Linked DNA regions of Homo sapiens: all the other regions are linked to region 1. Evidence: chromatin contacts called from ENCODE Hi-C or POLR2A ChIA-PET data. All regions are on one chromosome and are shown on one strand. The core of a region is the stretch at or near the end of the contact, and the rest is flanking DNA. Distances in the headings are between cores, read along the strand shown. Region 1 overlaps KCTD16 (potassium channel tetramerization domain containing 16). Region 2 holds the start of LARS1 (leucyl-tRNA synthetase 1). Region 3 holds the start of ARHGAP26-AS1 (ARHGAP26 antisense RNA 1). Region 4 overlaps ARHGAP26 (Rho GTPase activating protein 26).

Evidence for each region. A loop is a pair of places that touch in the nucleus more often than their neighbours do. ChIA-PET counts read pairs that join two places held with the same protein, here RNA polymerase II (POLR2A). Pooled maps may share reads with other maps.
Region 2: a map of naive thymus-derived CD4-positive, alpha-beta T cell shows a loop between it and region 1 (8-fold over the local background). The contact joins the promoter of LARS1 here to the enhancer-like site in region 1. A Hi-C loop is called at or near these places in 3 of 168 maps with a recorded cell type or tissue (CD4-positive, alpha-beta memory T cell and naive thymus-derived CD4-positive, alpha-beta T cell) and 10 of 50 pooled maps. POLR2A ChIA-PET finds 5 or more read pairs at or near these places in 2 of 52 experiments (PC-9 and activated naive CD4-positive, alpha-beta T cell).
Region 3: a loop to region 1 is called in a pooled map, with 5 times the contacts of the local background. The contact joins the promoter of ARHGAP26-AS1 here to the enhancer-like site in region 1. A Hi-C loop is called at or near these places in 4 of 50 pooled maps.
Region 4: a map of CD8-positive, alpha-beta T cell shows a loop between it and region 1 (14-fold over the local background). The contact joins two enhancer-like sites. A Hi-C loop is called at or near these places in 1 of 168 maps with a recorded cell type or tissue (CD8-positive, alpha-beta T cell), 3 of 37 single-sample maps with no recorded cell type and 6 of 50 pooled maps.

What each region holds. Positions count from the first base shown.
Region 1 is chr5:144,190,137-144,195,711 of GRCh38, reverse strand. All of the region lies in intron 2 of KCTD16 (potassium channel tetramerization domain containing 16), which reads right to left. Among named protein-coding and RNA genes, the nearest start is that of KCTD16, 22 kb to the right of the region's middle. Within about 2 kb of position 3,516, at least 3 of the 41 ENCODE cell types and tissues checked have a DNase peak (open chromatin) inside an H3K27ac peak, as active enhancers do; they include CD8-positive, alpha-beta T cell, where a contact is called at or near this core.
Region 2 is chr5:146,179,585-146,185,159 of GRCh38, reverse strand. LARS1 (leucyl-tRNA synthetase 1) reads left to right here and starts at 2,510. Exons shown (of 32, transcript NM_020117.11): 1 at 2,510-2,672. The coding sequence starts at 2,667. RefSeq lists enhancers at 1,072-1,918, 2,827-2,986.
Region 3 is chr5:142,866,830-142,872,404 of GRCh38, reverse strand. ARHGAP26-AS1 (ARHGAP26 antisense RNA 1) reads left to right here and starts at 3,495. Exons shown (of 6, transcript NR_046680.1): 1 at 3,495-3,605; 2 at 4,316-4,548; 3 at 5,520-5,575. The region is part of intron 1 of ARHGAP26 (Rho GTPase activating protein 26); the gene reads right to left. RefSeq lists a silencer at 5,087-5,381.
Region 4 is chr5:143,027,259-143,032,833 of GRCh38, reverse strand. The region is part of intron 12 of ARHGAP26 (Rho GTPase activating protein 26); the gene reads right to left. Among named protein-coding and RNA genes, the nearest start is that of ARHGAP26-AS1, 160 kb to the right of the region's middle. Within about 2 kb of position 2,318, at least 2 of the 41 ENCODE cell types and tissues checked have a DNase peak (open chromatin) inside an H3K27ac peak, as active enhancers do; they include CD8-positive, alpha-beta T cell, where a contact is called at or near this core.

The sequences.
Region 1 (5,575 bases), core at 2,267-4,766:
ACAGGGCTGATTCATTAGAGTGCTGATGATCTCAGAAATATTTTATATGTGTATATAAATGTAAGTCCGTTGCAGCACTCTACCGTACAGCTAATCTGTATTTGGTTCTCAGCCAGTGAAGACTAAGAGCCATTTGAGTGGCCCTTCCCTCTCCATTTGTTGACTCCACCAGCTCCCTCTTTCTGTGGTTCCTTGTGTGCCAGTGAACACTGAAGCTCAAGATGGCTGACAAAAGGTGACCAAGCAACGGTGCTGGAGATTCTGCAAAAATCATGAAAGGTGCTGGATGGTAGCAAGCAGGCTGCACTGCAACAACCTCAGATGCCCCCAAGGAGGTGGTCTAAGAAACCCAGATCAGCAGACATTTGTTGCCTGGTAGAAATCCTTTGAGATTTTGAAGGACAACATAAGCCTTGCAGCAACCCAGAAAGATAAGAAAGGTAAATAGAAGAAATCTTGGGCCAAAGGCACATATAGCATCAATGTAGTTAATGTGATAATTTCCAGGAAGAGATTCCCCCATGCTAACAGGGTATGCCTATAGTTTAACAATTGGGGGATGGTGGTAGAGGAGGATTTCAAGCACTATTTCTATTTCAGATACACAGGGAGTCCTGTAATTAAGGATATCCTGAGGGTCTGGGGAAGCTGACGGTGTAAGCAACAGTTCTTTAAGGCAAGTGTGTGACACAAAGGAAATCTAATAAAAGAACAAGTTACTTTTGATCAGCACAAAATGACAACATTGAAGGATTTGTGGTCACCTTTCATTACTGCAAATAAAATTTTCCTTAAGTTCACCTAGTATTCACAAATTCATAGTATTCACAAAAAATACCAAAACACAATTTAAGTACTAAAAATGATTATTTCTTGCACAGAGAAGCAATAGAGCATCATGGTTAAAAGGGTGGGCTTTGGGATCAGAGAGTCCTGGGGTCGAATCCCACCTCCATTGTTTACCAGCTGAAAAAGTTACATACATCTGAGCCACAGTTTTCTCATCTGTACAACAGGGGTAATAATTGTACTTCCCATACAGAGTTTTGTGAGAACTAAATAAATAATGCATGTTAAATGCTTAGTGCACTAACTGGCCCATAGTAAATGCTCAACAAATGTATCATTTGCTATTACAAACACATTGCTTCGTGTCTTTTTAAAAATGAATTCTCTCCTTCCCCAAACTGTTCTAATTATTAGCTCCACAAGAGCTCAGGGTAGAGCCACATCACTAACATTGACCAATCCTTACTCTGGACCCCTTACAGATGTGAAGGGAAGGAAACAGAGCAATCATATAAATCTCCCTTGAGGATGCAGAGCCTCCTACTGAGAGGTGGTTTGGATAAGTCAAAGAGCACCATACGGCAGTGTTGTAATGTTTCCCGCATGGATAACACATTTTCTACTTGACAAGTTATCAGTGTCACCATCTCTGGCCCCATAAGCTCCAGAGCTTGTTCCTCATTTGTTAGATGTCACTTGTCCCAGCATGGTGCTTTATATACAAGGATATCTGAGTGAAAGTCTGCACATTTTTAATGTTCTCTTCTTTCTTCCTAAATATTCCCCCTTGTTGACTAATTCAGTCTCGGTGAACCATCTTCACTGTATGCAAATGACTGTAACACCTAAATGCTTGGCCTTGCTTTCTTCTCAACTTCCATACACCTGCTGGGCATTTTTACAGAGATCTACCAGCACCTTACACTCGAGTCCTAAGCTAAATATCTGTTTTCCACTCTCATCTTTTTCATTTCTCCAAGTTCTCCTTCTGTGTTAAGAGCATCACAGGTTTCTCAGTCCAAGTGAAAATCCATCATCTGATCCCTCCCTTTCCATTGGCACCCAACACTCAATAATTAAGTCTACCCACTTTCTCTACTATACTTCTTTCAGATATCTCTTCTCTTCGCTTCCATTTGTCGTACCTTTGTTCTTTGCCTTTTACCCAAATTTGACTAAGAAATAATTATGGAGCCATGAGCCAGGCACAACACTAAGCTATAAGCTCTATGTGTTGGGGATCCAGAAATGAATAAAGTAGACCAGCTCTTTGCCATCATGGAACTTCCATTATAGGCCAGACACACAGATCATAAACAAATAAACAAATAAATGAGCAAGATCATTTCATATAGTGAAATGAGCTATGAATAAAATAGAATAGGTAATATTTAAAAAATCTTGTTTGGGGCAAGGAGAAGAGGATTGATACTGCAGGCTGAGACTCTGGGGAGGGGAGCCAGCTATGTGAAATGCTGGGAACAGTGTGCTCTAGGCAGGTGGAATGGAAACAGCAAAGGCTCAGCTGTCTGAGGTGAAACTAAGCTCGGCTTGTTCAAGGAACCAAGAAAGCCAGCAAGTTGGATCCCAATGAGCAAGGGTGAGAGTGCAGGTCTGAGAAGTAGGCAGGGACCAAACCACAGATTTCATTCTATGTGTTATGGGAAGTCATTGGGAATTTAAAGTTAGAAGTGACATGTTCTGGTTTGCTTACTTTTTAAAAGGTGACTTTGGCTGATATGGGGATAACAGATTGTCAGGGAAACAAAATTAGTTGTAGGGAGATCAGTGGGGAGAATTTACAGGGATTTAGTGATATATGATGATGTCTCAGACCAGAGTGAAGTAGAATACATGAGGAAAAGCTAGCAAGGATTTTGGGGGTACAGGTGGTGGTATTTCTATATGGACCTGTTAATGTTCTTCCTCCTTTCAAGTTTTTACATCTCAGTTCATTTGACACAAAGCTAACAGTGTCCTCTTTCTAAAGATGCCATTATTTGCCCAGATATCTTAATTGGCTCACCACTGCTCATAGAATAAACTCCAAAGTCCTTGGTGTATATTCAAAGCTCTCTGCTATCTGGCCTCACCTTCTTTAGAGTTCCATACAAATGGGCTGATAAGGAAAGGGAAAAAAATGGTTACAGAGACATTCAAAAGTTCTGAGATAAATCATTTCAAAAATAGTGATATTCATAGAAAGTGGTGCTGGTTTTTGATATGTGAAGGACCAGCATTCACAGCTCTTCAACTGCTCTTAAAATCTGAAAGGTTCTGTCATAAATGAAAAAGCCACAGTGCCTCAACCAGTGGCTTGCTTTAACTTCCAAGGGAAGAAATAGGAAAGCTCTAGGAACTAGAAGAAATCATGTAACCCCTTAGAACACAAATAAATAGATGAATTAATTGATTTTGTTACAATCCTTCGCTTTATTCGTTCCCTGGTCTAAAATCTCCCATTATAATGCAATTAAGTGAAACCTCATGACAAAATGTAATGATTAAGCAAACTATAAAAAGGCAGAACTTGATAGAATGAAATCGTGTATCACATTGAACATATGATTTCCTTTCTCTTCTGCCTTAAGTAAGCATTTCTTAGAAATCAAAAATTCATGTCAAGATCATCAAAGCCGACTTGAGACGTCATCAGGATTAACAATCTAGAGTAACAGAAGGGGGCAGTGTTATCACAGTCTCTTGCATCAACCTGAAACCTTGAAGAAGAGAAACTGAAAGTCACCCTGAGTAACACTGTTCACTTACCCAGCATCCTCAACTGAGTCCCAATTTCAATTACTAATTTCTTTCCACTTGTGAAGTCTTAAGCTCCCAAAGTCAGCAATGAGATGCCCCCTTTGGTCCACCAACTTGACATACCCTGCCAAGCCCTATAAGAAACTGATCCCTTCTCACTGTAGCCTCAAGAAATGCAAGCCTGTCTCTACATTTACCTTCATTATTAATTATTCTGCCTTTTACAGCATGAATGGTGAAAGAAATTCACTTGTATTGACCATATAAGAAAAATACTTTATATTTAACATGTTATCAGAAAAGGCCTAAAGTTTATTTGTACTGCTGAAAAAAAAAAAAATGGAAATACGCAGCTCCATGCAGAAGCACTGCCGCAAACACTCACTGTTAGCCTGAGATGCATAGAAAAACAGGGAACTGTCTCGGCTGTTGAGATAATTTAGCAGACAAGTCTAGAGAGAGATAAGTGGAGGCAAAAGCTGGTAAACACCCCCAAAGAGGAGGTGAGATTTCTTAAAGAAATCTGAGGAAGGATAACTCAGCCAGCTGTCTTCAGGGCTTAGGGAGGGAGGATGAGAGGAATGAGAGGAAATATCATGACTAGACAGAGTTGCTATTGCACTTTGAAGGACAGGTGGAACCTAGAAAACAGAAGCTAAAGGTTCTATGTAGAAGGGAAAAGTGGTTGAAAAAATATGTGTGTAAGTGTGTCAGGGGGTATATGGAGGGGAGCAGCAGTTGGGAAAAGAACAGTCAATTATCCAGTTTGGCTGGAGCAAAAGGCACCAGTGAAAGAACAGTGGAGGAGTTTGAACTTAATTCTGTAAACACTAAGTAGTCATTGTGAGTTTTTGAGCAGAAATGACAGAAACAAGTTTCTCAACGACCACCACTTCTACAGAGTAACTCAGAACTCATCTACCCTCTCCCCAGCATCCCTTTGCTCACTTATCAGGGAGGACTTCCACCAATGATTCCCATTCAATGTCCCCACTGACAGGTGTGGCTTTGACATTAAAGCAATAAGAATTTCCGTTTTTACAACAGTATTAAAAAATATTTTCCCTCTATCCCCCAGCCATGAAAGAAAGGGAAATAAAGATAAAAGCTGCTCTATTACCCATTTGGCAAAGTGAAGAATGGTGTACATTGAATGTCGCACATTAACGACAATCAGTGAGGCTCACCTTCAGCAGAGAATGAGAATGTTTTATGTGTGTTGTGGTGTGTGTGTGTCTGTGAGTGCCCATTCACTCATTCATTCAGTAAATGTTTGTTTAGTATGTTCCACATGCTAGGCATTGCCATAGGCAATGGGGATTCCACAATGAACACAAAAGAGCTGAAGCTCCTGCCTTCATAGAGCTCACATTCTAGACAATAAATGAATAAGCATATAGAATGTCAGATGATAATAAATATAGTGGAGAAAAATAAAATAGAATATTAATTACTATGTTACTGGGGAGGGGTATTAATAGCAAAGGGACAGAGGGGACAAGGAAAGAGGTAGGGGAAAAGTGTGTTCTTTAGTAGTTTAAGCTAAAAAAGGCTTTTTCCAGTCAGGTGAACTATAGTAAAGAAAGGAATTTTCATTCAACAATCAATCGTAATATTAATAGATATAATAATAGATACCAATTACTGAATCACTACTACATGACTGTCACTATGCTGAGCATTATTTCATTTATTCTTCACAATAAGCTTTGTTAGTGTGACACTTATAGGCACAAAGGAAAGTGAGGCATCGTAAGAAAGAGAGAGAACGGAAGGAGAGAGAAGCCAAGGTTCAGATAAGTCAAGTAGCTAGCCCAAGTGATCTTACGCAAATGTACAGAACGTGGATTTGAGTGCAGACACTCTGACTCCAAAGCCTGCACTCTTAACCCAGACACTGGGTTGAGGTACAGAGATAAATAAGTCATGGACTCTGCCTTGGAATTGCTCATAGTCTAGTAAGAGAGACAGACTCGTAAACAAATAAATCCAGTGCAGTGATAGGAGCTATAATAGAGGTATAATA
Region 2 (5,575 bases), core at 1,261-3,760, 2.0 Mb before region 1:
AAAAAAAAAAAGTTCTGTGTGTATGTGTTTGTGTGTGTGTGTATTCCCTTCCCTTAAACCCTTAGGTAGACACACATCTGGGCTGCGTTCCCCATCCCCTTAAAGGGTCCCCAATCCCTTAAAGTGCATTGTAGATGCTTAATGTTTACTGGGTTAATAAATTATCACGTGAGTAACTAATCTGTGGTTTTTTTTTTTTTTTTTTTGGAGCTGGAGTCTCACTCTGTCACCCAGGCTGGAGTACAGTGGTGTGATCTCGGCTCACTGAAACCTCTGCCTTCCGGGTTCAAGCAATTCTCCTGCCTCAGCCTCCTGAGTAGCTGAGACTACAGGCACATGCTGCTAAGCCCCGCTAATTTTTTTTTTTTTTTTTGTATTTCCAGTAGAGGTAGGATTTCACCGTGTTGCCCAGGCTGGTGTCGAACTCCTGAGCTCAGGCAATCCGCCCACTTAGGCCTCCCAAAGTGCTAGGATTACAGGCGTGAGCCACGGCGCCCGGCCATTTGTGTTTGTTGTTGTTGTTGTTGTTGTTTTTTGAGATGGAGTCTCACTCTGTCTCCCAGGCTGGAGTGTAATGGCATGATCTCAGCTCACTGCGACCTCTGCCTCCTGGGTTCGAGTGATTCTCCTGCCTCAGCCTCCCAAAATTCTGGGATTACAGGAATGAGCCACTGTGCCCGGCAAGAAATGAATTTTAAATTTTATTTATTTTTAATTAATTTGAATTTAAATTGCCACATGTGGCTAGTGGCTACTGTATCAGACACCATATATCTCTGTATGGTAGCATAGTCTTTTTTTTGTTTTGTTTTTGAGACGGAGTCTTGCTCTGTCGCCCAGGCTGGAGTGCAGTGCTGCCATCTTGGCTTACTGCAATTTCCACCTCCCGGGTTCAAGTGATTCTCCTGTCTCAGCTTCCCAGCAGCTGGTATTACAGGCGCGTGACACCACGCCTGGCTAATTTTTGTATTTTTAGTAGAGACGGGGTTTCACCATCTTGGCCAGCCTGGTCTCGAACCTCTGACCTCGTGATCCACCTGCCTCGGCCTCCCAAAGTGCTGGGATTACAGGTGTGAGACACCGTACCCGACCAGTCTTTTTTTTTCCCTTGAGATGAAGTCTCGCTCTGCCGCCCAAGATAGAGTGCAGTGGTGCGATCTCGACTCAGTGCACCCTCTGCCTCCTGGGTTCAAGCAATTTTCCTGCCTCAGCCTCCCGAGTAGCCGGGACTACAGGTGCACGCCACCATACCCAGCTAATTTTCGTATTTTTAGTAGAGACGGGGTTTCACCATGTTGGCCAGGCTGGTCTCAAACTCCTGACCTCAGGTCATCCGCCCACCTCGGCATCCCAAAATAATGGGATTATGGCCACCGCCCCTGGCCCTGTTTGGTAGTGGTCTAAATAGTCTGAGTCAGGCAATGGGACCAGGTAGGCTTTCAGTCTCTTGCTTAAAAATGGAGATTGTTGGCCGGGCACGGTGGCTCACGCCTGTAATCCCATCACTTTGGGAGGCTGGGGCGGGCGGATCACGAGTTCAGGAGATCGAGACCATCCTGGCCAATATGGTGAAACCCCGTTTCTACTGAAAATACAAAAATTAGCTGGGCGCGGTGGCGCGCGCCTGTAGTCCCAGCTACTAAGGAGGCTGGGGCAGAAGAATCGCTTGAACCCGGGAGGCGGAGGTTGCAGTGAGCCGAAACCGCGCCACTGCACTCCAGCCTGGAGACAGAACGAAACTCCCTCTCAAAAAAAAAAAAAAAAAAAAAAAAAAAAAAGGAGATTGTTGGCTAGGTACGGTAGCTCACGCCTGTAATCCTAGCACTTTGGGAGGCCGAGGGAGGCAGATCACGAGGTCAGGAAATCGGGATCATCCTGGCTAACAAGGTGAAACCCAGTCTCTACCAAAAATACAAAAAATTAGTCGGTGTGGTGGCGCGCGCCCATAGTCCCAGCTCCTCGGGAGCCTGAGGCAGGAGAATTGCTTGAATCCGGCAGGCCGAGGTTGCACTGAGCCAAGATCGCGCCACTGCACTCCAGCCTGGGCGACAGAGCGATACTGCGTCTCAAAAAAAAAAAAGGAGATTGTCAATACGCGGTTATACAATGTCTAAATGCTGGGCTGTTGAATGCCACTGACAGTAAAAAATATCTGTGCATAGTGGCAAGCCATAAGTAGCACCTCAGTCACCGTATAGTAATTAACTGCGTATCCTGGCATCCCGACAGGCAACCAGCTCTACCGGGTGAAAAGGTTGATGGCCAAGGGACTCCAACCTAACCAGGGCGCACTCGCGGCATTCTGCGATCCCGCACTGCATCATGGACTTTGTAGTTCAACATGCCAGTGACGTCACTGCCGGTTCCCCTCTGAGTGGGCCTATCGGGTAGACTTCCGATAACCCGTTTTTCTCTGGGAATTGTAGTCAGTTAGCGCCTGCTGGGTGTCTGCTCGGGTGGTCTGGGAACTACAATTCCCGGCGGGCTGTGAGATGCCTTGGCTGTAGTTAGTAAGGAGCCGGATGATTGCCTCAGCAGGTGTGAAGCGTGTGCTTTAGTTTCGTGGGAGGCCTGGCATCCCCGAGAGGGAGGGGAAAGGTAACCACTCCTTTGTGGAGGTCGCCAGGGTCATTGTCGTGGATTTGCACAGTCGGCTGGGCGGTGCAATGGCGGTGAGTTTGAGCGAGAAGAATCCGCAGGGGCCCTGGAGCCGGACTGGCCAGTCTCTAGGGGCTCTCCATGTGCTGTCCTGAAGGGAAAGTCCTTTTCTAAAAGAGAGCCACGCTTAAGGCGTGCCTTTCGTAGAGACTTTGCTTTTTCTTGCTAGTTTATGAACCACGAACTGATGTCTGTTAACTTTACGGAGTACTTGGATATCATATTTGTTATTTCTCTGGAGTTTCTAAAATCGAGGTGGAGAGCCGGGCACGGTGGCCCACGGCTGTAATCCCAGCACTTTGGGAGGCCGAGGCGGGTGGATCATTTGAGGTCAGGAGTTCGAGACCACCCTGGCCAACATGGTGAGACCCCGTTTCTACCAAAAATACATAAATTAGCCGGGCGTAGTGGTGCGCGCCTGTTAACCCAGCTACTCGGGAGGCTGAGGCAGGAGAATTGCTTGAACCCGGGAGAGGGAGGCTGCTGTGAGCCAGGATCGCGCCACTGCACTCCAGCCTGGGCGACAGAGTGAGACTCCGTCTTAAAAATAAAATAAATAAATAAACAAACAAATAAAGCCGAGGTGGAGAGAGGAGTATGTAAGTTGATTCCTACTTACAGCAAAAAAAAAAAAAAAAAAAAAAAAAAAAAAAGAAAAAATTGAGCGCCTCTCCGTAAAACAGACAAAAATCTCTCTTTTCATAGTGTTTATGTGTGTGGGTAAAATACATTGTAAAATATTGTGTCAGGTGCTGATAAATGCTGTGGGGAAAAAATAGAGCAGGAAGGGGTGCTAGGGAGTGTACGGTGGGGTAGTACAGTTGCAATTTTTAAAAATTTTTTTAAATTTGGGAGATGTTCTCACTCTGTGACCCAGACTGGAATGCAGTGGCGTGATCATGGCTCACTGCAGCCTGGACCTTAGGGCTCAAGCGATCCTCACACCTCAGCCTCCCCACAGCTGGTACTGCAAGCGTGCTCCATTACACCCTGCTAATTTTTTGTATTTTTAGTAGAGACAGGGTTTCGAACTCCTGGGGTCAAGCGATCCTTCTGTCTCAGCCTCCGAAAGTGCTGGGACTACAGGCATGAGCCATCCCGCCTGGTTTTATTTTTTTTTGTTTTTTGTTTGTTTGTTTGTTTTTTTCTTGAGACGGAGCCTTGCCCTGTCGCCAGGCTGGAGTGCAGCGGCGCGATCTCGGCTCACTGCAACCTCCTCCTCCCAGGTTCAAGCGGTTCCCCTGCCTCAACTTCCCGAGTAGCTGGGACTACAGGCGCGCGCCACCATGCCCAGTTAAATTTTTTGTATTTTAGTAGAGACAGGGTTTCACCACATTGGCCAGGATGGACTCAATTTCCTGACCTCGTGATCTGCCCGCCTCGGCCTCCCAAAGTGCTGGGATTACAGGCGTGAGCCATGGCGCCTGGCCTGTTGCAATTTTTAAAAGGATGATCAAGCAAGGCTTTGCCAAAAAGGTGGCAAAAACGAGGTAAGAGAGCAACCTATGCAACTATAGGAAGAAAGAGATTTCCAGGCAGGGGCAACAGTGTAAGTGAAAAGCAGGGATCCCGGGTAGAAGCCAGGGATGCTTCTAAACATCCTGCAGTGCACAGGACAACCCCTGAAAACAAAGAATTATTTGGCCCAAAGTGTAAGTAGTGCCAAAGTTTAGGAACTCTGATTTAGTTATATAGCCTTTTGTTACCAGTGAGGAGGTTGAGTCTCAGATTGATCAAATGACTTGCTCAAGGTTATACAACAAGTTGGTGTTTGGGCCAATATCAGATTTTATTATACTTGATCTTTGAGGTTTTGAGAAACAAGTTTTTCTGAGAAACAGAAAACTCAAATAAAAGCTTTCTTGCATTTGGCATACTCAGTACAATGAAAAGAAACACATAGTTCTAAGTAATTTGTAAAAGACTTGCTTTCATAGTCTTCTTTACAATGGGTGACATGATCATATTTTTTATTTTTATTTTTATTTTTTTTTTGAAATGGAGTCTCATTCTTTCCCAGGCTGGAGTGCAGTGGTGCCTCCCAAGTTCAAGTGATTCTCCCACTTCAGCTTCCTGTGTAGCTGGGACTACAGGTGTGCGCCACCATGCGCTGCTAATTTTTGTATTTTTTGGTATAGTTGTGGTTTCACCATGTTGGCCAGACTGGTCTTGAACGCCTGACCTCAAGTGATCCGCCCACCTTGGCCTCCCAGAGTGCTGGGATTACAGGTGTGAGCCAATGCACCTGGCCATATTTTTTATTTTTTGAGACAGGGACTCACTCTATCAACCAGGCTGCAGTGCAGTAGTGCAATCATAGCTCACTGCAGCCAGCCTTGATCTCCTGGGTTCAAGTGATCCTCTGGCCTCAGTGTTCCCATGTCCTGCTCATGGTAATTTTTAGGTAAAAGATATTTGTTACATAACTTCTGTGTCTGTGGCATTGTACTTTGTGCTAAGGTGACTATAAACAATTTAAAAGTTCCTGCCTGTTGAGAATTTACAGCCCAACTGCATAAATGTCTTAAGATCATTGGTTGCATTTAACAGAAGTCAACTCAAGTTGGTTAAGGAGGAATTTAGTAATAAAGTGGAAGTTGGCCAAAGGCGATGGCTCAAGCCTGTAATGTCAGCACTTTGGAAAGCCAAGGCTGGTGGATTGCTTGAGCCTAGGAGTTCAAGACCAGCCTAGGCAACATGGTGAAACCCTGTCTCTACAAAAAAATACAAAAACTATCTGGGTATGGTGGTGCATATGCCTGTAGTCCCAGCTATTCAGGAGGCTGAGATGGGAAGATTGATTGAGCCCAGTAGGTCAAGGCTGCGGTGAGCTGGTGCTTGCACCATTATGCTCCAGCCTGGGTGGCAGAGGGAGACCCTCTCTCTCTCACACAGACACACACACATAAATACAGTG
Region 3 (5,575 bases), core at 2,246-4,745, 1.3 Mb after region 1:
GCCCAAGGGAGGGAAACATGAGGCAGAACCAGCAACAAGGCCTGGCTTTAATAAGATATGGGTGGTGGGGGGGTGTACTGTGGCTGCACAGATCAACATAAGCTACTAGAATAAAAGCATCCGTGACTCCCAGTACTTTTTCTTAGCTCCCAGATTTGTCCCCTGAGGTTAGGGATCGTGTTTTCCACCTTTCTGTTTGTTTTGGTTTGTTTCCTCTGTGTACCTGGCAGTGCATCCTGCTCAGTGTATGCTGAATAAATGTGGGGGGCGGTGGGAGTGGGGGCACTGGATACAAATCCAATCCCCAGTGCTCCTTCCAAGCAATGGCTGCTAGTGGAAGAGCTGGGCGTGGGCTGTGCTGCTGTTCTCAGGACCAGGGCTCAAGCTACTGCATGGACAGCAGCTGCAGCTCCTGCTCCTGGACTGCCCTCCCACACGCTGTGATGACACGGTCCCGAGATAGCTGCGGTTTGTCCAAAGCGCTCTGCTCTACACCAAAAGAAGGCACTTGGGGTGGAGAAGGGGAACACAGGAGCCAACAGTCTCCGATCTCTCCCTCGTTCAGTCACTTTCACAGAATGGTCCTTACCAAAATGTCAAAAGATGTTGGCAGGGGACTCAGGCATCTGACAAAAATGGCCAGCCCAGGCTGAGGCTATCCCTCAGAACACAAATCACAAAAGGCAAGCCAGGAAGGAAACAGATGCACCCAAAAGCCAGAACACCGTGGGCAGGAAGGCAGGAGGAGGCTACAGGTAGACACAAGAAAAAAGGGAAAGAATAATATTTTAGAGTGGAAGACAATGTTCTGTTAGAGCCTCCAAATGTGTGTGCATCAAATGTGGGTGTGGTTATACACATTCCCATTTTAGTCAGAATGTTCCCTGATGAGAACGCACAAAGTCTGCACTAAGAGTAACACAGGTTTGCCTTTCTACCCACCCGACAATCCTGTGCCTCCCCCATAAGCAAGAGAAACTCAATCATCTCAACAAAGTGGAAACAGGTGAAATGCAAGCCAGGCTCGGGAAAGCTCCCAGCACACACCTGAAAAGCCGCACTGCCAAGGGCAGCTGCCAGGAGGATCAGGGAGTGGCTGGTCATGCACAACGGGGCCTTTGTGAGGCTTCTGCACAGGGGCACCCATTGAACCAGGGCAGGGCCTGTTAGCTTATGACCAGCAGGTGACCTGATTTCCTTGTCCACTGGCACAGAGCACACCCTGCCACAGTGCAAGCCTGAGAAGCAGTGAGGACCCCATGAAGCTGAAGGACAGGCCGATCCCCCGATAGACGATTAGGTAATGACTGCTGGTATGGAGTCAGTATTGGGCTTCAAGCCAATGAGGAAAGCTGGGTAGAGCGAGAATCCTGATGAATGGACCTGAAAAAGGAACTCACCTCAGGCTTGATAGAGGAATTTTTCAGTACAGCTAAAGTGGACACCTGTCCTTTTACTTGTTTGGAATCCATTCCCCAGACTTTGGGACAGCATCTCAAGCTTGTTTTGGAGAACCTCCCTTCTCCACTTGCATTCTATGGGGTGATGGTGACAGGGTGATCAACCCCAACCCCTTGCCCCCACCCCAATCCCACAGCTCCTGGGTTCAAGTTCCAGCTCCAACATAGATCAGATATGTAACCAACCCTGGGTTAGTCATAAAGTCTCAGTTATCTCATCTGACGGAGGCTGTCAGCCCGTGGGTTAGGCAGGGAGGATCCAGTGAGAAACACTGTATAGGCACTCTGCACATCACAAGACTCAGTTCTAGGTATAGCTGGGCTATTCTTTCCTCATATATGAATCCTCCAGTAAGAGGAACCAGGAAAGGTAAGCATGAATAACTGTTTGGAGCTCGGAGAAGTTAAAGGACTGACCTAAGAGTGCAAGGCCACTAAGGAGAGGACCTGTGACTTAAGTCCTGTGAACTGAGATCCTTGTAGTATGTGGGAACACCATACCACTTCACCCCATTAAGGTAAACCCTCTATGTTACTTGAGAGATTGAAAACAACACTAAAAAGAGAACTCTCTACCTAAAAACCATTGCTTCTTGCCAATTTCAATCCAGTAAGATTGGTGGTATCTTATGTAGATTTTCACCTTGGATATGGAGCAGCCCAAAGATTTATTTCAAGAGCTTTCCCTCTGATGCACACAGGAATCTAACACACACATTCCAATAAGAGGAGAGAGAAAAGAGAAGAGGCTGGCACTGGTGCTGGGTGCATGCCAAGCGTCGTGGCACCCTCCTCATATAACCCTGCTGTTTCATGTGCAGGCAGTGCAAGACACAGCAAGGAGCCAAGCAGAGTCAATAATATTTACTTTGCAGAAACATCTGTTGCTAGAAAAGCAGAATGCTGGCCAGAGTGGAGGGAAGTCATAACTGCCGGCATCTGGGGAGGCCAAGTATCTGCTTTCCAGAGTAGGTAGGGCTGTGCTTCTCTGAGTGAGGGGACCAGATGGCTAAGAAATATGGAAGCAGCTAGAAGTTTGGGCCTTGAGAGACTGCTCCCAGAGCCACCTGCTCACTCAGGGACTAGAGGAAGTGCCCTTCTTTTCTTGGAGATGCCAGCAGATATTAATCTGCACCGGATTTAAGAGAATTTAACCCAAATAGATCCAACTTTCACTAACACAGAAGGTTTACCATAATTTTTTAAAAATTAGAATCTACCTTAATTTTATACAAGTTGTACCAGTAATACCACAAGTCAAGCCATTTCCTTTTTCTCCTTGGGTAAAACTTAACATACATGTGCACACACAAACATGGACTCAGGTAACCTTACTACTGTATTTTCAGTGCATCTATTGCCTTTGTGACCTCCAAAGTTACCAAAATTGTGTATTAACTACCCTTGAAATGTTTTGCTGCTCAGTCACATCTTTCCCTTTGGACTTAGAAAGTGATTACAGTTCCGGGAGGCCAAGGCGGGTGGATCATGAGGTCAGGAGTTCGAGACCAGTCTGGCCAACATAGTGAAACCTCATCTCTACTAAAAATACAAAAAAAAATAAAATAAAATAGCCGGGTGTACTGGTGTGCACCTGTAATCCCAGCTACTCAGGGAGGCTGAGGCAGGAGAATCGCGTGAACCCGGGAGGCTGAGGCTGCAGTGAGCCGAGGTTGCACCATTGCACTCCAGCCTAGGCGACAGTGTGAGACGCTGTCTCAAAAAAAAAAAAAAAAGAAAAAAGAAAAAGAAAAAGAAAAGAAAAGAAAGTGATTACAGCTCAGAAAGGCCATCATTGAGGTTAGAACTTGCAACAGGATTGGCCTCATGGCTGCCTAAAGTTCAAGAATACCAAAGTCCCCGGGCCTTGTTAATCTCTTCCTTTCCTGGACGCCAGTTACTCTCTGTGCCTCATCACCTTGTATTTGGAATAATTCTGGAACTAGTCATGAATGGCTTCATGTCACAATGCACAAAGAGTGCCTCGGACAGGGCTGGACACAGTGTCCCTCCAAACCTGTTGTACGATGTGAGCGGGCAAGGAAACACAAGCTGGCTTACAGGTGGAATACCTGAGAGTCTCCAGAGAGGACCCATGACAGACAGCTGAGACATGGATGGACACGAGCCCCAGAGAGACTTCAGGTTTAGCCCACACCCCCATTCCTAGGTCAAACTCAACACACTCAAAACAAAACTCTCTCTACTCAAACACCCTCTGCCACCCTCTCCCCAGAGAGCCAGCCGAGGGCCTCTTCCTGCATCCCCAGTGTAACGAAGGGCACCACCATTCACCCTGCCGCACAAGTCACCAGTACATGTCATCCTCTCACACAGCAGGCTCCCTCATGTGCCATGTCCATTCCCAAGTCTCCTAAGCACATCTCAATTCTGCCCACTCCTTCCCATCACTATCAGCAACCCCTAAACAAAACACCTCCATTTGCCCAGATAACTGCAACTGCTCCTCTCTGGCCTCCCCACATCCACTTTTGTCCGTCAAATCAGTTCTCCACCCAGTTGTGTCAATACCAGCAGTGAGCCCTGTGATGGCTTCCCAGAGCTCTGGAGGTGAAGACGAAAGTCCCTCCCAAGGCCTGAGAGGCCCTGCAGGGTCTGGCCTCCCCACACCCCTCTCTGGGCTCCAGCTGCTCCAGCCTCTGCCAGTTCCCGGGGCATGCCCAACTCCTACCTGCCACCACATGCCACCTCTGCCTGCAGCCCTTGGCCCAAAAGTTCTTTCCTCCAGGAAGCCTTCCCTGACTTCTCTAATCAGGCCAAACCCAACCCTATTTCTCACTCTCTGAGTACTATACTATAGATCTTTTCTTCAGAGCAATTTTATATTTGTTCAGGTAATTCTTCTCTTCAAGTAATGCCTCCCCAACTAGTACATTCTATAAGGATGAGGATCATATCCCTTCATGCTCACCACTCTATCCCCAAAGCCCAACACTCTACTGCTTGACTGAGAGCAGGTATTGCAGAAAGAACAAAGAGAGAGGAAGTTGGGCACTCCATAAGTCCATTAGCCTTCATCAGAGGTGAACCTCCCAACTCAATGTTTGACATGTGAAAAAAAAAGCAGGTAAGTTAGGACAAACTCTCCAACTTATGTAAGTCTGGCTAGAGCCTGATATATATGTGGGAATGTGCTTCCTATTAGCATGTGACCACCTCCCTTCATGTTGTCCATTGAGGAAGAGTCCCACAGAGCTGGAGGGAGAGCTACCACCAGCAGGAGCATAAAATAAAACCTCACCTATACCAAGGAAGCTGGAGAAATGAGCTACATACAACCCAACTGCTGGCCACAACCAACTGTCCTCTCTTAGCCCCAGCACAAGCCCCAGGTTGCAGTTAAAATGGTTTAAGGAAGAGTCCCCAGAGATCGCTCTTTTCTTTCTCCCCGTATCTGGGAAAACTGAGAACATATCCAATCAGAAACTGTGCTTGGAGAGAGGCATTTCCAACGACTCCCCATTTCCCCAAGTCTGTATGTAGCAGTTTAAACCTAGTTCGATGTGCTTCATTATAAGAAAAGCAAGTTACAGTCCCTTGTAAATACCATTCTGCAGCCCAGACTCCTGGCATTGTACTAGCAAAAACAAACAAAACACACACACACACACACACACACACACACACACACACACCCTGTGCAAATCTTAGAATGAAACAAAATTCTCCATAGCATTTTTCTCGTTTCCGTGACACACGGTCTTACCTGTGGCCACTAGGTGGCAATCAACTATATCAGAGAACACCTTGACCAAGCAGCTAATTTAAACAACAGCTAAGACTCAAGGAGAAATGACAGGGCCAGCCTTAAAGGCAGTGCTGAGAACAGATCCTGTCCCACTGAGGAACAAATAACCACCTAGAAATGTCCAGTGGACACTCAGCAACTGAGAGAGGGGCCCTGGCTTCCACATTGGAAGAAGTGCTCTAACACATTCGGAGGGCCTGTGCTCTCATACAGCAAGTCAAGCCTGAGACATGGAGTGGGAGGGGTATAGGGATGAAGTCACCACCACAGTGTCTCTCACATTCTTTCAGATCTGGCTGGAGCAGATTCAGAAAACCTCTTATCTCCCCCAGGCGGATGATGTGCC
Region 4 (5,575 bases), core at 1,069-3,568, 1.2 Mb after region 1:
CACACACACAAAGAGCTTGATTTCCACTCTCATCAACTTGAGTTTCCTGCTGATTAGATTACTAATAATTAACAACGGTTTTATTATTTATCATGGACCAAGTACCATAATGTGATAGGGACTACAGTGCACACATAACCAGATCATTAGTCCTAATCTCTGCCCAGTAGGGATATAATCTAAGTTAATTGAGATCTCCTAGTCTGAAAAGCAAATTCCCACTAAAAGGTTTAGAACACTATCACCACCAAGCTGCGTTTGCTAACGACAGAAAAAGTCTGAGTGGCTCGCCAGATGGAGGCGGCTGTCCTTAATCCCCTCAAGCAGGTGATTCAGCTCTTTCACTGAGCCAAGGCTCAGAAAAGGTCAGGGATTTATTAGCAATTTCTGTATCCCTATAATCTCCAGCAATAATCTCTCATTAAATATCTACTAGGCTTGCATTAGTCCCTTAATTTGACTTGTGATGAGTTGTCGCAGGACCTGTGTCTCCCAGGGCCAACATCCACCATCCTGCAGTTGAGGCTTCGGCTGGTTTACTTCCCTCCCTCAGCCTCAGGTTCAGCTCTGCTCAGTGTACACACGAGGCAGCCCAAACAGTTGTCTCATCATGAATGCTGGCAGAGCTTGCACCAAATATCCAGGTTGGCCTCCCAGGTTAGAAATGTGCCATCCTCTTAACTTTCATTTCAACTTTTGAAGCCTTGTTGCTTTGTCTCCTTTCAGAGAAAGCAGCATGCTAGGGTAGCAAAGTCGATTTTCTCAAAGTTCTCTAGAGAACACGTGAACACAGGAGAGGTGGGTTTATGCTCAGTAACCTTGAAGAATCTTAGGGAAAACCACAGACGTGGGAAGAGGATGCCTTGGGCTATCATGCCTAGGATATGAACCCCGGGAGGCTGGAGGCAGGTTACATCCAGAGACTAGCTGTCTTACTGCAAAAGGATTAAAAGAACAACTCTAAGGTACAATCAAATGATTTTCTTATCTAAAAGGAGGAGGCTTGAATCGCTTGAACCCAAGAGGCAGAGACTGCAGTAAGCCGAGACTGCACCACTGCACTCCAGCCTGGGCAAGACTGTCTCAAAAAATAAAAATAAATAAAAGGAGGAGGTTGGTGGGCCAGGGAGACAGACATGGATTTTAGCATAACTGCCACTGCTATACAACCATAAGGTCAACGCCATGTCCTGAAGCTTCTGGGACCTCATCTGAGATACTTTTCACTGGCTCCTCCCAGCTATTAAAAAAAAAAAAAAAAGAGGTGTGTAGGTGGTCGGAAAATTATAACAAAATCACAAGTATCACCCTTGGCACCACTTCTTACCTCCCATTCCAAATTATCACCAAGTCCCTCAATTGTCTCTTCTAATGCCTCTCAATTTTGTCCAATTTCTTCATCATCATCATCACCATCCTGGTCCCTACCTCAATCATCTGTTGCCAGGATGACTGCATTAACCTCCTGGCTGGTCTTCTTATTCTTCTTGTTCCTGTCTGCCCTCTGCATTGCAGCCCCTATGGTCTTGACAAAATCAGAGCATATCACCTCCCTGCAGCACCTTGCTGCCCTTGGGAGAATAACCCCAATCCTTACTTGCTCACAAAGCTGTGTGTGACGGGGCCCTGCCTGGCCCTCCAGCTTCTTCAGGGGCCACTGTGCCAGCTCTGAGCACCTAGCCACACTGGCTGTCTTTCAAGAACATTCAACTAACCATGCTTTCTCCCCAGCACAGACTGTGGATTTCGCACGGGAGCCTTTGGCTCCCAACTCACATTACCCTCAAGTGTCCTTTCCTCAAGAAACTCACTCAGACGTTCCCACCTAGGTTAAAGCCCCCATTGTGCACTCAGATACAGGACCATCAACCTTTCTTTCAGACTATGATGCACCACTGCAAGTTTACACTGATATGTGTGATTCTGTGAAAAATGTCTACCAAACTAGAATACTTATTCATGAGGGCAATGGTCCAGGTATATTTACTTCACTGGCTACTACAGCTCTATCTTTCACCATCAACTATAGCAATGGATATGAATTGGAAGTGTGTGCATGCACGTGTCATTTTTCATTTTGGATACGTGAATAGGTAAATTAGTGAATGAATGGTAGAGAGAGTTGCCGAGGGGCAGTGTGTCAAAATGACCTTTCAATTTCAACTGATATAAACCCTCTGAGAGTAGATGAGTTCTTTTAACCTTTTGGTCCTCCACTTTCTCATTTTTTTTGTGATGATATAAAGGTTAAATAAAGAAATGAATAGGCTGATCTAACCACTTCCTTCCTTCCTGTATCAATACAGGCATGCCACCTAGCAGCGAAGCCCAAGAATGGGCCCAAGAAAAAGGAAGAACAAAAGTGGCACAAGCTAAGCCATGAAACATAGGAGACAAAAGCAAATTTAGGTTTTCCTGGACACTTTTAGACCTCCTGCATTTTGTCCATCAAGGCATTATCATCATTGAGCTGCATGTGGTGTGAAGCTGGGGCTGAGAGGAGGGCTTCTCCATATTACACTAACTCGGCCATCTAAATGAGGGTCAAGAGGGGCCTGAGGCCTGAGGGTCAAGAGAGCCCCTGGAAAACACAAGTATTCTCCGCTAGACCATCATGCTACCCGTGAGACCTGATTCCTCAGGCTCAAGAGCCCCTCTTCTGAAAATCACTGACCTGCAGTTGCTCAACTCCAACCTTCAGTATTCAGAAAACCAAGAAATTTGGCAAGAAGTGGCCAAATCGCCCAATTTGAATAGAAGAAAACTTTCCATACTATAAGTTGACTGATGGACACATATATATAGTCTATAAAAACAGCACACTAGGACATGCCCCCAAACGACCCCATGCCTGCATCCCTGGAATTCTAACCAAACCCTGGGGAGGGAAATCCTCATCCAAAGGAGAGGAGCTAATCTACTGAATTAGCCTCAACATGAACTAGAAAGGGTTACTGTCCCTAAAGCTGGTATTCAACAAGTTTTTCCTAGTCTGAATTTTTTCCCCAGGAAATTTAGTCAATTCTCCTTTGATTAAAAAGAAAAAAACAAACCAAACCTTTTTTGTGGGAGAAATGGAATTTGCTGGAAGCACTGTAGGTTATGCATAAAAACAAGAGGATTGAGGTTGAGCACCCTGGCTCTCAACTGTAATCTCAGCACTTTGGGAGGATGAGGCGAGAAGATCGCCTGAAGCCAGGGGTTTGAGACCAACCTGGGCAACATGGTGAAACCTCATCTCTACAAAAAGGTTAAAAAAAAATTTGCTGGGCATGGTGGTGTGAACCTGTGGCCCTAGCTACTCAAGAAGCTGAGGCAGGATGATGGCTTGAGCCCACGAGGTTGAGGTTACAATGGGCTATGATCATGCCACTGCACTGCAGCCTGAGCAACAGAGTGAGAGCCTGCCTCAAAAAAAAAAAAAAAAAAAAAAAAAAAAAACTGAGAAGTAAAGGATTTCTAACATGGATGGATGGATGGATACAGGAAATTGTCGAGTTGCTGTGAGCAGGCCACTTCAGGGGCATGTTCTCACCACAGAAATTTATGCAATTTTCCAATGTGATTTGCTCTTTATAGAGCCTGGTTGGCCTCCCTCATTCTGAATTTAATCAATTTCAACACCCTTAAAAGCCATTGAGAAAACCACCCACATTGAAATGAACATAAATTCCACCTGAAGAATAATTTCCAATTTTCACACACACAGAGGGAAGACTAGAAGGGCTTGCCTGTTTTCCCCTAATCATGTGAAGCCCCAGGGTTGCCAGGGCTCCCTGGGCTGTGGCCCCTGGAAAGCTGTCCTCATGATAGCAGCTCTCAGAAGCTTCAGTGGGGCCCAGGAAAGGTGGCCAACTGGTTCTTAATTATCTGGGTGTGCATTCTCTATTGTGGAGGTTACCCACAGCCAATTTTTAATCCCAGATCAGCACTCCAGGGACCCCCATGCACCATCCCTACACCAGACTATTCTCTGCCCCCTGGCTGGTATGTTCAGGGAATGTGAACTAACTTTAATATTAACTAAAGTCACACAGACAGAATTGTAGGTAGTGGAAACTGAATGAGCTATAAAGCCAGACAGACCTGGATTAGAACCCTGCCTCAGCTACCTCTGGCTGGATATGACCTTAGCTTCACCTTTTTGAGGCTCACCTTCCTCGCTTGTATAATGGGGATAACTCAACAGGATGCTACGAGGGTCAAATGAAATGTATAGCAACTGGGATTTACTTGGTATTCAATACATGATCATGACCAATATTACCTAGTATTACCAATATTAGAATGTTACTATATCCTAATATTTGAATGAAATCTTCCAGTTGATGAAATACTTTTCATATTCAAGTTCATGTTATCTTTATGATAACCCCATAGGGTAAGTCTTGCTACTCTTCTTACTCATAACTACTGTGTTTTCACACTAATGAGTGTAATGAGGGATAATACATTACAGTTTATAAAATAAATTAATAAACTATAGTTTATTTGATTTTCCCAATATCTCTGCTAAGTTTTTATGATGAGGAAAGCCAGACTCACGTTAAGTGGTAACAACAGCAATGATAACCGTGGCTAACACTTACTGAGCACAGACTACATTGCTCTGAGCTACACAGTTAGGTGCATCATTTTCTTATCATCATCATCATCATCATCATCATCCGTATTTTGTAGATAGGAAACCTACGCTCAGTCAGGTTAAGGAATTTCTGTAAGATTATAGCATCAGTGAGTAGTGGAACCAAGATTTTATTTAACTCAGTCTGACTCTTGGGCTCATCCTCTTCTACTCTTTGCTTTCTGCTAGAGACAGTCAGAAAGGAACTGGGGGCTGTGGATCAGGTTCTGTGGATCCTACCATTTCTATTCCAGTAGCGGCTCTCAACTCCAGTGAACAAGAGTGCACTTGTAGAAATGCAGATTCTGGGCCCTCTCCCGGCAATTATGCATCAGTACATGCGAGAACCCCACTTGGAAAAACACTGTACTATATACTAAGCAATTAAGATTATTACCACCAAAAACAAACAAAAATGACTTAATTTAGTCAATTGCCAGTATCTATACCACATTCCCTGCTGGACAACAACTATTTGCCAGTGCTATGCATCTTAATATGGAATGCTGGATTGTTCCACTTTGGCATATGGGATGATTCCAAGAGGTTCACAAACATTTCTCAGTTATACTTTTATTTTAATGAATATTAGAAATCTACTGATTTATCACACATAGCAAAATATATTTCTTTTTTAAATAAACTGAGGTAAAAAATGGATGAATTGGTTTAAAACCAGTAAGCAAATTAATAATAAAAGTAGTATATGTATATATTTAAAAAGTCAGCCAGGTGCAGTGGCTCATACCCAGAATCCCAGCACTTTGGGAGGCCGAGGCAGGTGGATCACTTGAGGTCAGGAATTCGAGACCAACCTGGCCAACATGATGAAATCCTGTCTCTACTAAAAAAAAAAAAAAAGAAAAAAAAATTAGCTAGGCATGGTGGCAGGTGCCTGTAATACCAGCTACTTGGGAGGCTGAGGCACGATAATCACTTGAACCAGGAAGG